Linked DNA regions of Homo sapiens: region 2 is linked to region 1. A link is a loop called in an ENCODE intact Hi-C map of the cell type or tissue named here. Cell type or tissue: A673. All regions are shown on one strand. Links, peaks and the distances in the headings refer to the core of each region. The heading gives the core; the rest is flanking DNA. Region 1 overlaps JAM3 (junctional adhesion molecule 3). Region 2 overlaps OPCML (opioid binding protein/cell adhesion molecule like).

Region 1 (8,329 bases), core at 150-8,149:
TATTTGAGCCTGGGAATTCATGTCCAGCCTGTGCAACACAGTGAGATCCTGTTTCTAGAAAAAAAAATATTTTTAAATGGACATAAAATTTGAACAGACATTTCTCCAAAGAAAATACACAAATAAGACCCTCAACATCATTAGTCACCAGGAAATGCAAATCAAATCCACAAGACGCCGCTTCCAACCCACTAAGATGGCTAGAACTTAACAAGTCAGACAATAACAAGTGTTGGTAAGGATGTGGGAAAATACACTGCTGGTAGGAGTGTAAAATCGTAAAGCAGCTTTGAAAAACACTCTGTCGGTTTTTTAAACAACTAAACATGCAACTACTGTAAGACTCAGCAGTTGTACTCTTGGTCATTTATCCCAGAGAAATGAAAACTTAGGTTCACACAAAAACCTGTAAACAAATACTGATAGCAGCATTACTGATAATAGCCAAAAAGTGGAAACAACCCAAATGTCCATCAATAGAATGGGTAAAATAATGTGGTATATCTACAATGGAACATTATTCAGCCGTGAAAAGAAATGAAGTACGGACACAGGCTACAACACAGATGAACCTTGAAAACAGGATGCTGAGTGAAAGACGTCAGCCATGGAAGACCACAGTTTCTATCCAGTGTCCAGAACAGGCAAATCCACAGAGACAGAAAGTGGAATCAGAGCTGCCAGGGATGCGGGAGGAGGACTGACTACTGCTGGGTACGGGCTTTCTCTGTGGGATGATGAAAATGTTCTGGAATTTGATAGTGGTGATGGTTGCACAACTGTGAGTATATTAAAAACCCCTGAACTGCACACTTTAAAAGGATGCGGTACGAATTACAGCTCCATAAAAAAACATTTTAAACATAAGACATAATAACACTTTCAAAGAAGCAGGAAGAACCTGGAAAACAACAAATAGGGGAAGGAGTTAGGAAAACATGACACAAAAGAGTAGCAACTACTCATCGCTAAACCTGACAACTGCTGACAAGGACATGAAGGGCTTGCCATAATACACTAAAAACAGCACACTAAAAGATGCTTCCGATGGAGCACAGACGTTGGCAACAACATTTTCGAATGGGAAGCTTTGTTATACACCCACCCATTAGTGGAGGATTCGAACCTTTACCATGTGAGAAAAGAGTAAATAAACCCCACCAGGGTGCCTCTGGTGCAGCCCTGCACTGAGGCGAGGAAAGAGGCCAAGTACAGCTGCATCCTCCCCGAACCCCGGCATTCTGTGCGGGAAACCGTCTCCCTCGGCCTCCCCATCCCTGTGGCTAAGAGCAAAATGTTTAATCCCCAGAAAAGGAAAGTTCTTTAAAGAGTTTCTCACCTGGTTCCTCTGATGCTCTAACTACATGCTCAGGGTTTAGCAGGGTCAGCCTGAGTAGCCAAAGAAAACAGATCTGTGTTCTGAGAAGAACATTTCCATCACTCCAAAAATAAGAGGCAAAGGAGGGACTTCACGTGAGTGGGAAGCAAAACTCTTTTGAGGAGACTCAGGCTCCCGGCGACACTGAGAACCCAAAGCAAGACTGTGTTGGAGCTGCTTCCACAAATCCCTCTCAACTCTCAACTTCTCTGAGAACTCCACAGGCTCCGACTCATGCACGAGCCTGCATGTGTACCTCCTGCAGCTCCCGCCCTCCTGTCAGAAAAAGGATGCCATCCTCCTCTCCAGCCACCTGCCTGCCTCCCTCTGTGCCCCTTGGCACAGCCAAGCCCCAGCAGGCCTCCCCTCGAGTCTCTCTCCCTGCCTGCACCCCAGCTTGGGGCCCCCCACCAGCCCTCTCCCGGACTCTGCAGAAGGCCTCTGACTTGGGCCTCTGCTCTGAGTTGTGCCGCCTCCAATCTCTTCTCTACAGCAGCCACTTCAGTCTTCTGAAACATAGATGCAGCCACGGCACCTCCCCTGAGAGCCTCACAGCGGGCCCTCAGATACCGCCCATGCTCGCCTGGCATTCAGTGCAGTCTGCCTGGCCAGGCAACCTCTCCAGCCCCTCTCCCCCCTCTCCTCCCTCTCTCCCTGTCCATGTACCGGCAACAGTGGGGAACTTCCAGTCTTTCCCATCAGCCAGTCCGTCTGTTGCTTCTGCGTCTTCATACACAGCATTCTCTCCTGATCACCACCTCCCTCCATACCATCTTGCCTGCTAACCAGCCACCCTTCACACCGCACCCAGAGAGGCCACTTTGGGGAGCCTTCCCTGACCACCATCCTCCCACCCGGGAGGATGTCACTTCAGGGTACACCGTGTTTTCTCCCCATCGGCAACCCCAGCACCAAGCCAGAAACACAGTGGGTGGCTCAGTCCATTTGTGCTGTGCCCTTGCTGAAACATATGGTCCTTCTCATTCACTCACCTACATCACTCACATCAGGATCATGAGAAGATGGCCTAGGAAAATGTTCACTTTGATTCCCCAAAGAAATGGGGCTGTGAGCAGATTAAGATCCTAGCTAATGAACTGCACTTGTTGATGCTGGGGGACAGGGACAGGGAGGCTTGATATACCATTTGCATTACTTTTGCATATATTTGAAATTTTCCATAATTATAAATCTTTAAAAAAAAAAAAACGGTCCTAGCTACAGATGCAGGTTACCAGTCTGAGGTAAGTTTCTGGCCAAGAGTGTATACCCAGGTCTATGGACAGAGGAAAGGTCAGCAGGCAAGAGGACTACAGGATCATACCCTGAATTTTGTTGTCAAAAAACACATATGTGGTTTGTTCATCTTGAATTTTCTTCCACTCGATCCTGGGGTCACTTGTCTGCGAATCCGTAATGATGCAAGACAGTTCCACACCTAACACGCAAAGAAGAAAAAGAGCTCTCGGTGAATGTGGAGTGCTTCTACGTTCAGCTGCACCCAGACCCTGCAAGCTCTAATTCAAGAGGCCTTTCATGCAGATTAAAAACGTAGCCAACTCCACACTCCAAGAGACTTTGAGAAAGGATTTTTTGCCAGAAAAACAATAAAGATAATTAGCAAGGATTTTACTACATAGTGTACCCCTCCCTTAAACACCCTGCTTGTATATAAGAAATTTCTTGGCCAGGCGCGGTGGCTCACACCTGTAATCTTAGCACTTTGGGAGGCCAAGGAGGGTGGATCACCTGAGGTCAGGAGTTTGAGACCAGTCAGGCCAAACATGGCAAAACCCCGTACAAAAATCAGCTGGGTGTGGTGGCGGGTGCCTGTAATCCCAGCTACTCAGGAGGCAGAGGCTGCAGTGAGCCAAGATTGCGCCACTACACTCCAGCCTGGGCAACAGGAGCGAGACTCCATCTCAAAAAGAAAAAAGAAATTTATTTGTTGTGTGATCACAAAGCCAGGCAGGAGTGCGATGACAGCTGATGGAAAACTGCACAGGGCTCACTGCCGGCCTGCTGATGCCATGCTTCCAGGCCTGTGCACCGCAGAGCAGTCCACCCGGAACATCTCCCTGGCACACTTACAGAGACAGATGTGTCCTGAGTTGGCTGCAAGACATCAAATGTCCAGTAGATGGTGCCCATTATCCTAGGCATTTCGTTTGTACTTACTTTCAAATTCCTGTACCACTGGGGTTCGATTGCTGGATTTGAGATTTACAGCCCCTATCAGGCAGCCTGAAGGAGAAAGAAAAGTAAAATCAGAGACAATGTATCTCAAACGGCAGAGAAACCTTGCACTGAGGTCAGGTTTTCCCGTCTGCGTAGGCTATGGTTACTAACCACAGAGGATGGAAAAATATTCCACAATAAAGTCTCTTAGGTAAGCCAAGTTAACTGCTTTCTCTCTCAAATCTGACCTTCACTGGAAGGAGCCAAGGGAAAGAGAAGAGTTCTAAGAATTCCTTCTCCTTTTTAGTCCCAGAACAAAGCCCTCAGAGCTTTAAAGCCTTTGTCTAAGCATTTCCTATTGACCCTTCGACACCTCTCCTCCCAGACCTGCCCGGGCCTTCTGCCCTTTCTCCCTCCATCTTCCCCTCTTCCCCAGGCTTCCAATCCTGCACAGGCACCCTCAGTGGCACGTGATATGGGCCAGACTCTTGGGCTGGAACTCTTCCCTTCGGGACGGCATCAACACTCTCTGGGTATGGTTATCAACCAGCTAGGAGTCCACCTCGCTGTATGAGCAACCCGGTGGTTCCAGTCCACGAAGAAGTTTTCACCGGTCTTTGTTGAAATGAGAAAAATAATAATATAACACGGTAATTTTCACGAAGCTGAGTTTATATCATTGATGAAAGCAAGATAACTAATTGCATGGCAATCCCTTTCAAAACTAGCATCTGATTCCTTATGGGTTTGGGCAAACATCAGAAACCTGTTTACCATGGTCTCAAAATTTCTCAACTAATCTTGGAGAGAAGATCAAGTAGGTACATGGACTACCTACAAAATATTATTCTTTAGCTGCCATGCCTCTAATAAAACATGCCATCCCCAAAGAAGGCCTTCATACAGAACACCTTGATGAAGGTCTCTGGGTCCTGGCTTATGATAACCGCTAAAGAAAATCACAGAGCAACTCTGCTCCAAGCTGCTTTAACTCCTTGCATATTGGGCAGCCTCACACAGCCCATTCTTTTCCTTTATCTTCTTTAATGGCCCAGCTACATGGATCTTTTCTTTCTAAATAGTCAGATTTCACTAATTCTAGCAAAAGCCCTAAACAATAATTCAATAAAAAGGGATGGAAAACAGAAGTGTAATATACCTGAATTGCTATTGGTTCCTAAAACACTTCCACAAAAAGTTATAGAACAAAGGACAAGTGAAGATAATGTTATTTTGTTTGGATAACCATGGCTACTCCCTCTGGGAGCCAGAAATACATACCATGCATGTGCAGCCCCTTCTACTTCTCCTTCAAAATGAAAGCGCCCAGTGATGCACTAGTAAAGAATGATATGTGAGGCTCCGAGTCTCTACCAAGGCCACACGGGCTCCTTCTAAGGAAAGTGGCCACAAACATTTCTCTCAGCATGAGCACCACGACTTCGACGAGACACCACCACTGGCTCTAAGGGACTATTGGCCATAAACATTTCTTCCAGTATGAGCACCACGACTTCGACGAGACACCACCACTGGCTCTAAGGGACTAGTGGCCATAAACATTTCTCTCAGCATGAGCACCACGACTTCGACCAGACGCCACCACTGGCTCTAAGGGACTATTGGCCATAAACATTTCTTCCAGTATGAGCACCACGACTTCGACGAGACGCCACCACTGGCTCTAAGGGACTATTGGCCATAAACATTTCTCTCAGTATGAGCACCACGACTTCGACGAGACGCCACCACTGGCTCTAAGGGACTACTGGCCATAAACATTTCTCTCAGTAGGAGCACCATGACTTAGACGAGACACCACCACTGGCTCTAAGGGACTATTGGCCATAAACATTTCTCTCAGTATGAGCACCACGACTTTGACGAGACGCCACCACTAGCTCTAAGGGACTATTGGCCATAAACATTTCTCTCAGTATGAGCACCACGACTTCGACGAGACGCCACCACTGGCTCTAAGGGACTATTGGCCATAAACATTTCTCTCAGTATGAGCACCACGACTTTGACGAGACGCCACCACTGGCTCTAAGGGACTACTGGCCATAAACATTTCTCTCAGTATGAGCACCACGACTTTGACGAGACGCCACCACTGGCTCTAAGGGACTACTGGCCATAAACATTTCTCTCAGTATGAGCACCACGACTTTGACGAGACGCCACCACTGGCTCTAAGGGACTACTGGCCATAAACATTTCTCTCAGTATGAGCACCACGACTTAGACGAGACACCACCACTGGCTCTAAGGGACTATTGGCCATAAACATTTCTCTCAGTATGAGCACCATGACTTCGACGAGGCACCACCACTGGCTCTAAGGGACTATGACCAGAGATCAGCTCTGGCCCAAAGACCATCAAGGACCTGAGAGGTGAGTCATGAGAGCACTGCTCACCTGGATGATGACTGGACAACCCAATCACATCTTTTCTCTTAAGAAGTATGAAGCCAAGAGAAATAAGAAAATGGGAGAGCTTATAGTCTAGAGAAATAGAAGTACATTATAAGGAGATACAGGCTGATTGGTCAAAATGGTGGAAATACTAGAGTTGGTAACAACAGGTGAACTAGAGGACATAAAAGGTAAATGGTGTTTAATTTTCGTGAAGGCCAACTGAGATATGTATCTTTATAATAAACTTGGAAGGTAAACTAAACCAATTTGTTTCTTACAACTTCAAAGAAGCTAAATAATGGCAATCGTCACTTCTTTTATCCCTCTGCATTATGGCAAAGAAATGAATGCTTTATACTTCTTCTTCTTTTTTTTTTTTTTTGAGACAGAGTCTCGCTCTGTCAGCCAGGCTGGAGTGCAGTGGCGCAACCTCGGCTCACTGCAAGCTCCGCCTCTTGGGTTCACACCATTCTCCTGCCTCAGCCTCCCAAGTAGCTGGGACTACAGGCGCCCACCACCACGCCTGGCTAATTTTTTGTATTTTTAGTAGAGATGGGGTTTCACCGTGTTAGCCAGGATGGTCTCGATCTCCTGACCTTGTGATCCGTCCGCCTCGGCCTCCCAAAGTGCTGGGATTACAGGCGTGAGCCACTGCGCCCGGCCTTTTTATACTTCTTAATGAAGCCTTGGCCTGACCACTCTCTTGTTCAACTATCCTAGGTAAGTTTCACAAGCAGCTTTGTATTTTATTTTTCATGAACTACACATGAGATTTAAATACAGGTAGCTTTTTATGCCAATCCTAGAAGGCAGTATATCCCAGGAAGACTCCAGAGCAGAGGGCCACTACAAGTCATGTAAAGTTCTAGCTTAAATGACTATCTGCAATGGCTGGGCACTACATCAGATAAGGTCCCAAGCTGAGAGTCCTTCCTCACAATTCTTCTATTTCCAAATAATCCTTAAATTTACTAATACTCTAGAGCTCCTTTCTTGCCCATCCCCAACAGACCAAGGTGCCACTTTAAAATGTAGTAGTAACTGTATAAAAGAATGGTAGTGTGAGGATTGGAAGGCACAAATCTAACACGTGAAGACATCGTAAGTAACTCATCCAGAATCCTGCCCAATGCCTGGGGATAAGATTCGGACAGAAGTACTTAGGAGATGGGTTCTGGGAGCCCACTTGCAGCGGTGGCTGCTGAAGTTTAATTGTGCACACACTGAATCCAGTGCTACAGGAATACTCATACTGAAGTTACATTATTTAAGAGTGAGGAAAGGGTTTTTTGGAAGGCGGAAAAAGGAAAACTGCTAATTTGTCAAATGCTGTTATTCCTATTCAATTTCCTATTTTGGCCTGTCCATCATACTCTTAAGCTCTCTGGGAGATTCCATTCATTCAGCAGTTTTTGTTTTGTTTTTTGAGACAGTTTCACTCTTGTCACCCAGGCTGGAGTGCAATGGTGTGATCTCAGCTCAATGTAACCTCCGCCTCCCAGGTTCAAGCAATTCTCCTGTCTCAGCCTCCCAAGTAGCTGGGATTACAGGTGCCTGCCACCACACCTGGCTAATTTTTTGCATTTTTAGTAGAGATGGGGTTTCACCACGTTGGCCAGACTGGTCTCGAACTCCTGATCTCAGGTGTTCTACCCGCCTCGGCCCCCCAAAGTGCTAGAATTACAGGGGTGGGCCACCGCGCCTGGCCATTCAACAGCTTTTATTTATCTCTTATTATATACTAGATACCTGTCTAGATATTAGGGCTAATACATGAATAAGATAGATAAAAATCTATTAGCCGGGCATCACACCTGTAATCCCAGCTACTCAGTAGGCTGACACAGGAGAATCACTTGAACCCAGGAGGTGGGGGTTACAGTGAGCTGAGATCAGGCCACTGCACTCCAGCTTGGGCGACAGAGTGAGACTCCATCTCAAAAAAAAGAAAAAAAAAAAAGGATAGATAAAAATCTGTGCTCTCATGGAGCTAACATTTTAGGATTAAAAAATACCGTATTTATTCATCTTTATTACATTTCAACGTCTGATTGCAAAACTTATTACAAAGCTAGATGATCAAAACAGTGTGGGGTCCCCCCACAGCATAAAGACAGACATACAGATCAAAGGTATAGAACAGAAAGCCCAGAAATAAATCCTTGCATATATGGTCAAGTGATTTTCCACAAGGATGCCAACATCATTTAATGGAGAAAGGACAACCTTTCCAACAACAGTGCTGGGAAAACTGGATATCCACATGCACAATGATGAAGTTAGACCCTTATATTAAGTCAAATACAGAAATTAGCTTAAAACATATAAAACACCTAAATTTAAGAGCTAAA
Region 2 (8,329 bases), core at 5-8,004, 1.1 Mb after region 1:
CAATGGCTGGAACAATCCAGGTGCAATTCCTGGGAGCAGGCACGCTGGATGCATGGGCCGAGCCTTCCGGGGCCCTGCCTGGCCCCTCTCTGGCCCTTCCCAGGCTGGGGTGGGGTGGGGTTGGCTCCCTCAGGCCAGCCCTCTCCGCAGCCAGCGACCCGAGACAGGGGCACCAGTATCCGGGACTCAGGCTGGGGCAGTGGGAGCACACACGCATGCGGTCGCGGGGCCTCGGAGAGGGGCAGCTCAGAGGGGTCGGGTCTGGGAGTGAGACCACAGCGCGCGCCCGGCTCAGGCAAAGCCCGCGGCTCCCGCTCCCGCCGCTCAGTGCACCCGCGGGAAAGGCAGCAAAGCGAGCGGCGCCCCAGTGACTGTGCGGCCCGCTCGGCGGGGTGTGTGCGTGTGTGTGTGTGCGTGTGTGTGCGTGGTGTGTGTGATGTGAGTGTGGTGCGCACACGGGTGCCGTCGGGGCGCAGGCGGTGTTTCCGGGCGGGTGCCCTGTGGCTCCACCAGGCAGTGGCTGGGCTCGGCTGGGGCGTCCGCCGCGGGCTCCGGCGCTGACGGGCGCCCTCTGGCGGCCGCGCGGACGAGGTGCGGTCCCGGCGAGGCACTGGCGCGACGTCCGCCCCGGCCCCTGGCGCCCCCTTGCGGCGGTCTCCGGGCAGCGCGTCTGCCTGGGACGAGGTCGGCTCGGAGGGGCCCCCGGCACCCTGCAGGCTGGCGACCTCTCCGGGTTGGTGGGCCCCGCCCGGGCCGCGAGGAGGCCCAGGCGCCGGGGCGGGGAGGCCGCGCATGGGGTCCGCAGCGGCGGGACGGGCCGCGGGGGAGAAGCGGTCTCCAGAGGGGCCTTGAGCCCCTCGCCCGGCTTCGTAGCTGACAGGGCCGTGCCGTGCCGAGGGCTGTGCCACTCGGCGCAGAACGGGGTGGGGCGGGGGTAGTAAGAGGGGAAAGGGGGATGGGCGAGGGGGAGGAGAGGATGAGGAGGAGAGGAGGGGAAGGGGGATGGGCGAGGGGGAGGAGAGGATGAGGAGGGGAGGAGGGGAGGGTGGCAGGTGGGGAAGGGAAGAGGGGAGCGTGGGGAGGGGAGGATGGGGAGGATGGGGAGGAGGGGAAGAGAAAGGATGGGGAGGGGGGAGGATAGGGAGGAGAGGAGGGGTGCGGGGGAGGGGAAGAGGGGAGGGTGGGGAGGGGACGGCGCAGCGGGTCCTCTGCCTTGGGCAGACCCGGCCTTCCCTTTGCCCCAGCCGGGTGGAGCCCGGCTCGCCTACCCAAGGCCCCAAGACTCCAGCGCGGGAGCTGGTGGCTTCCAGGGGCTCCCGGAGTGGCCCAGGACCCCGGGTCGTGCGGACGCGGGGCTCCTCTAGAGGCTGGAGGGGAGCCGAGGCGGAGGCCCAGGCCCGGGCTTGTCCTGCCCTTGGCCTGGGGAGGGGTCCCTGAGCCGGGAGCTGCTCTGGGCCCGGGTCACCCCCGGCCGTCTCAGGGCTCTTAGCAGCAGGAATGGCGCCAGTAAAGAACGCGCGCTAGAAGGAAACGGCAGGACTCTGGGCACACTCGGGAGCAGGGACAGAACTTCCCGGGGCTGCTGAGGGACGCCTCCCAGGGGACCGCGCTCCCGTTGGGATGCAAGGGACAGATGCCTGGAAGAGAAAGGGCCTCACAGCACACGCTGGCGGCTGAAGGCTGCTGAGAAGGGTGGGGGCTGTATGCGGAGAGGGGCGGGGAGGGGCGCTGCCAGCGCTTCACCTGCCATTCGAACGGCGGGGGCTGGATGTTTACTGTGGCCTCAGTTTCTCCTTCTAGAAGGAGATTCTGGATTGGGTGATGAGTACCATTGATGTACCCCACAAAGCCTCCCCCTGGGGTTAAGAGGAGGTGCTTAGGTCCAGTAGCAGGATCCCCCTAGAGCAGGAGTGCATTTAATACACTATTGGGCTTATCCAAAGGGAGAATGTGATAGAAGCCTCCGTCTGTCATCTCAAGAAGAGAAGTCAATCTACTCCAGCTCAGGATGTGGAAAACAAAAGACGAGCTGTGAACACCAAATACAGTCCTGTGTAAGAGCGCTTCATTCATTCGCTCAGCCACTTGCGAATTCCTTACATATTCGTTGAGCTTGTGCTTTGTAGCACACACTGGGTTACGAATTGGGAAAGCAGAGAATCATCAGCCTCAGTTCCTAAGTTGCGGAATCTGTGATCTAGTGGAGGAGGCGTTCACTTAAATGATCAGCAGGATGCCGCATCCTCAGAGATGTCTGCTAGGTGGTACCAACGGGGCTGACATCCCAAAGGAAACGGAGAATTAACTGTTCAAAGAGCCCTAACCCTCCAGATGGAAGCACCAAGTCCTGTAAATATAAGGGATGGGTATACCTCCCCTCTCCACCAGGGACATCAGATGCGCCTGTCACCCTGAAGTCAGGAGCACACTGGGATGCTGCAGGAGTGTCCTACAAGGAATAGCTACATTGATTATCTCGGCTTCGGGTCCTTCCAATTCTAACACTTCCAATTTATGTTTGTGGATATAATGTTGAAACTGGTCCTCTCACCAAAAGCTAATAAGGCCTGGCGGTAAGCCCCTTTCCCCACCATGCACGCTTCACCCCCACTCTTCCACTCACCTGTGTCCCCACTAGACTCCGAGACCCATGAACAGTCGTGTTCTGCACCGATATCTCAGCCTCCAGAACAGGCTTCAGCATGCAGAAGGCCTAGGTGAGTAAATCATGAATGAATGAAGAGGTGAACAAACAGATGCCTGCAAGGTGTTTAAAGGATGGAAGCAATAAAAACCATTGAGCTCCTTCATAGCGACAAGAGCTTTTATACTGATTCTCTCTCCAGCTTCAAGGTGCTAAATGGCTCCTCAATAGAATGAGTGAAAATAAACGGGCACAGTGGGTTTGGGTGTTTTGCTGATTTGAGGGCAGGGAGGAACTTGTTTAATGAAATGTGTGAATATGGCACCCCAGACCTGGGGGTGTCCTCTCAACTAACCGTCTTGTCTCAGGCAGCATTATACCTAAAACATTCCACAGATGAGACTAAAGCCTATTTTAGGAAAAAAAAAAAAAAAAAAAACATTTGATTACCAAAGTGGGAATGTTTTCTCACGGTGCCGCTGCAAGTATGGAATCGTTGGCATTCTACTTCATCTTCCCTCTTAGGGCCTTCCTACTCACCGTGTGGGCCACACACCGGCCGCAGTAGTGTCATGAGAGCTTGTTGAAAATCAAAAGTTCCAGGCATCATCCCAGACCTACCAAAGCTGAACCCACATTCTCACAAGACCGCATGGGTGATGAGGGGACACACTGGAGTCTGAGAGTTACCATCCTACAGTCCCGCAGGTTGATTCCAGGTCAGGTCTATACATCCGGCCATCTGCATCTGGCTGGGTTGCTGTAGCTCTTGTGGATTGGCCAGTAGTTCTGGCTCTGTTGTGGATGGGTAGGGTGAGTGGGGACCCTATTCATAGACCATAAGGAGTTTTCTTCTCTGGTCATTGCTCTGTTCCCAACTCTCTACACACTTCTGCTAAAATGCTCCTCCTTATGTTGAATTAATTCTGTAAAACTGTTTTTCTAACATGGTTGAAGTTCAAAAGGCATTCCCAATGAGCTGCTTTGTGAAAAGGGAGAGTGATGCCTATCTTCCATCCCCTTGGACGGGCACCTCAGCATGTCTCTGGCATCATTATGGAGCAAAAGGCAGAGCCTGCAGCAGGATGGAGAAGGTTGGGGGATGCGGGAGGTGGACAGGACCTTGGGGAACATATAGGTCCTTCCTCTCACCTTACAACAGGCAGGCGGAAGTGGAGGGGGTGGTGAATTTGTGAATTCACAATTCACAAATTGTGAAATTGTGAATTTGTGAGGTCACACGGTGAGCTGGTGCAAGAGATGAAATGGGAACCTCCCGAGGTTCTTACAGTGGGTGGCCACGCCTGGCTGTGCACTTTGCAGGGTGTCACAGTCATTTTTTTGTCACCCCAGAACAAGTGTAGAGTACTCGGGCAGATTTGTTTTAGCCATTTTTTAGCCTCTTTTCATATAGAGATTTTTGATTTATCTGAAAGGAAATCAGATCTGAGATCATAAGTTGAATCCACATATATGAAAATCAAATGAATGCTTATAAATCATCTGAAGCACCATCTACTCCAGCTGCCCATCAAAAATGTGGGTCCCCCTGTGACATTCCTGCATGGTCAATGCCTGGCCTTGAGCACCTCCGGAAAGGGGAGATTATTCAGATGGGATAACCCTGCTGTGAGGCTGTGTGCTCCATGGATCCATTCTTGCCTTCTGTTCAGTTGAAATACGCCTCTCGTTACTTACACTAGCTTAAAATGCGTATCAAAAGTACAAGCAATTTCATATCAAACATGCTTGCCAACGGCAAATGTCTTCATCCAGAGAGAGCCAGGGGCCCGGAGATCAATTCAGGCGGGCGTGTATGTGGAAAACTGGGTGAGACACGGCAGGAACTGGGTGGGAGGAAGGAATATTGGGGTGGGGATGAGCTTGGATCAACAAGAGGGAGAACTAACGTGGCACATCTGGGGAATGTAAGGATTCCAGTAAAAAAGATTCACGTGGCCTCGGAAGTCTCTAAAATCTGTCGTTTATAACCCCTAGTAGGTGGGTGCTTTGTATTTCTCAAGCAGTAAAAGAATAGCATAGCATAAGGAGTGTATGAAGGTGGTAGTTGGGGGCGGTGGAGAGATTTCTGGGTTTACGTCTTAAGTTTGGAGTGACAGCCAAGATTCTTAAAATACACGGGCACGGAGCGCCCTCTTGTGCCTGATCGGAGCCAGTGCCGCTCTGTAAAAGCGAGCATTGTGGCGCTCAGGGAGCTGCCCGTGGTGCATCCCAGAACCTTAGACCAGAGGTGATTTCCAGGGTTGTCTGCGCCCTCCTCACTGGAGGGATGAGGGTCAAGGGCCTAGACAGCAGGAGTCATTGAGCAGGGGTAGAAGCCAGGTCTCTAAACTTCAAAAGCGTGTTGCCTTTTATATTATTATTTCCTTTTCACTCCGGCACAGGCTAATGACTGAAACATATTCCTTTCTTTGTCACCGGTTTACACAAGGACCTGCTCACTCCATTGCTCATTTTCTTTTATCCTCAGTCTCTGCTGTAGTCCCTGCACACATGCAGTGTGTCTGTCGTGTTGCCGTGTTTGTGTGTCCAGTGTGGAAAGCGTGTAGATGTTCAGCTGTTTTAATGGAGCAATGTAGGTGATACTGTGTTGGGTGTCTCCTTGTTCCCGTGTTTTCACTCAGCCCCATGTTTATCAGATCGTCCGGGCGGCTGCACGCATCTTGAGTTCATTGCGCACAGCCACCGTGGCGTGCTCGGTGCGTCCACACCCCTGCTTGGTGTGCACCTCAAGTATGTCTGTCCGGTCCCCTTCTCTACACAACACTGCAGCAGACATCTTTGCAGATTCCCACTTCAGTACGCCGATAATACCTGGGGGCTGAGATGGACTCAGAAGTGAAATTGCTAGGTCATAGCAATGTAATTTACTCAGTCTAAGAGTTACCAGATTCCTCCCTAGAATCGCGGCTTCCATAAGGTTTCTCATATTTTCTGTATCCCCTCCAACTCTTGCCATTATCCAGCTTTCCAGTTTTTCCCAGCAAATTATGTGTGAAGTGCTTGTATTCCACATTCTGATTCTTTCAGTCTGTATTTATCTGAGTATTTTTTTTCTGTGGCCGGTAGATGGGCATTTGCATTGTATGTTTAAATTGTCTGTTTGCATCTTTTGCCTATATTCCAATAGGAGTCTTTTCTTTTTCTTATTGATTTGAAGATTTTCTTTGTAGAAACAAAGTATTCATCCCTTGGTGTTTTTATGCATTGCAAATGTCTTCTCCCAATGAGTTGACTGTTAACATATTTCTTGTGCTTCCTTCATTTAATAGAAATTCTTAATTCTGTCATCCTCAGTCATCATTTTTCCTTGTGCTTTTTGCTTTTGAAGTTATTTATAGTAATTAAAAAAATTCTTACCGAGTTCTAGTTCACAAAGACAAGCTCTGACATTTCCCTTTATTGATTTTATAATTTCACTTTTCACATTACAGTCTTAAAATTGTATAGAATCCAGTTTTACAAGCGTCATTAGGTAGGGATCTTGCTTTATTTTACTCTTGATTTCAGATTGCTTTCCACTTCCTACTCAGAAAGGTATCACGCCGAGCCCACGGGGAAAATGAGGGCAGGGCTGGAAAGCTTGAACCTGACTCCGTGTGATGAGCTCCAAGTCACGGGGCAATCTCAGTACTTGTTCCTCAGCTTGATGGGGCACAGACCTCTCCAGATTCCCTTGGCCAAACCCAGCCCTCCTGATATCCAGGCAGGGTTGAGTTCTAAATGAGCTCACAGAGCCATAAGCAAAGCTCAGAAGTCCACCTCATCTGATTTCCCTAGCATCACTCTAGAGAACCGCAACCCAGAAAGAGTGATACTCTCTGTTGCAGAATTCCCTCAAGGACAAGGCCTCGGCCACCTGCAGTAGGTAGTCTAGATGGGGGGCAGCAAAATAAGACTGGGTGCTACCTCCTGCCCCACCGCCAACCATCACTAACCGATCACAAAGTGGTCACCCACACTAGCTCTACTAGAAATCAATCAACTGCAATCTTTTTGTCTGGGCCTTCACCTGCTTGGCAGAGAAGAACCAGTTGAGATGAGTCTTTTGGAATACAGAAGATTCCTAGTGGGGTCAGGAGGTGCATGTTTCACGCTGCTCCATCACCAGCCTGCTGACCAGCTGGAGAGTCACTTAGCTTCTCTGAGCTTCCGCATCTTCATGATGATGATGATGATGATGACAATGATGAGGCTGATGATGGCTTGCATTCACACATGATTCTATGCGGGGGGTGGGGTGTCTCATTTGAGACTTGTGACAGTGCTCTGAGGAGTCTTTCTGTGTTACAGTGGAGGAAGCCAGCCAAAGGGGAGAATCAAGTCTGGACCGCCGCTTGCGTTTGCATGACGTTCACAGCCAATTCTGGCCTAGAATTCTACAGTCTTGTATAACATCTCCTCTTGAAGCCTTACTTTCCTCACATCTTAAATGGAACCCCATATGCAGGGACATTTTTCTTTGCAGGTGGAAGTGGGTGGTCTGAGTGAACCAGTGCAGAATGGAGGCTTACAGTGGAGGAATGCCAACAATTCATCCCAGACATCACCTGCCTCTCAAAACCTGAGGAATTCAGCTAGAAAAATGTTTGGAATAGGGAAGGGGGACAAACTATTTAGAAAAGTTAATATAGAATTAGACAGAAGTAGCCAATTTGTTTTCCAAAGGTATGCATGCATTGCCTTGAAAGCGTGTCTACAAAATATTAAGTAAATGAAGTACAAAATAATACATATCCCACCACCCTATTGTATGAAAAAAACAAAAAAGTGTACAGATTTTTATATATGTTTATATAAAAAATAACAAACCAAGAGTAAATTATGGAAGAACATACAGCGTCTTTCTAAAATTCTAAAAATTAGTAATACCAATGTACATGGGAGAGGGAGAGACTATGGATTTTACATTAGATATTTTATATCCTTTAAGTCATCCCAAATAACAGGTATTAGGTTTATCATTCAAATAACTGAATAAAAAGGAAAAAAATACAGGCTGACTGGAATTTGGGTGGAGGTTTGATTGCTGCAGATTCCTTCTTGTTTCCACACCGACTTAGGAATCCAAGAGCCCAGGCTTTGGCAGGACCAAGGTCCCCTAGGCCTGGGTCTCCTGCTCTCTGTGTGCAGCTCCCCAAGTTAAAGAGTGCCTCAGAGATGGGGGAAGTGGGAGAATCAGGTGTCCTGGGCTGGCTCGGAAGAATTTCTTCCTCCTGATTAAATTGTCAGATCTCTCCCCAGAGTAGATGGATCGTGCTTTTTCCTGGCCAAGACTTTTCTTGGGGGGCCAGGCGTGAGAGGCATCACTGCCAGTATAACTGTCCCTGTGTGCACCTGGCAGTGTCCGGCTTCAGAGCAGAGCCCCTGCAGCAAAGCATCAGTCAGTGTCGAACTGCTTCCCGGCAGCGTCCCCACCGCTCATCCCCCAGAGCCCTTGGGAAGTGGCCTCCTTTCTCTAGAAAGCTGTCAGAAGAATGCAGAGATTCTCCTGCTGCAGCACCTTGTCCCAGGGAAAGGCCTCATTGAGGAGAAGCCTCTGAGACCCAGCACGCTCTGTCCTGGTTTTGTCTTTGGAGAAACATGGCTCCCGTTTGGCCTCATAATGAATGAAAGGCTGGTGAGCACATAGCAGGTTGCCAAACCATTCCTGACAATGCCATA

Evidence for each region. A loop is a pair of places that touch in the nucleus more often than their neighbours do. Peaks named below come from ENCODE experiments on the same cell type or tissue, not always from the same donor. Only the 100,000 strongest peaks of a DNase experiment are listed, where the experiment ranks them.
Region 2: it touches region 1 in a loop (3-fold over the local background); 2 of 110 quality-filtered maps call a loop at or near these places.

Annotation. Positions count from the first base shown.
Region 1 is chr11:134,135,144-134,143,472 of GRCh38, reverse strand. JAM3 (junctional adhesion molecule 3) reads right to left here. Exons shown (of 9, transcript NM_032801.5): 2 at 3,557-3,622; 3 at 2,703-2,816. Among named protein-coding and RNA genes, the nearest start is that of SNORD153, 12 kb to the left of the region's middle. In A673, for the core only: a CTCF peak has its summit at 3,504 (motif pointing right); a DNase peak (open chromatin) is centred at 3,512.
Region 2 is chr11:133,075,229-133,083,557 of GRCh38, reverse strand. All of the region lies in intron 1 of OPCML (opioid binding protein/cell adhesion molecule like), which reads left to right. Among named protein-coding and RNA genes, the nearest start is that of OPCML-IT1, 290 kb to the left of the region's middle. RefSeq lists a silencer at 386-745. In A673, for the core only: CTCF peaks have their summits at 430, 630 (motif pointing left), 2,406, 4,807 (motif pointing left) and 1 weaker place; DNase peaks (open chromatin) are centred at 597 and 4,787; H3K27me3 peaks cover 2,003 bases.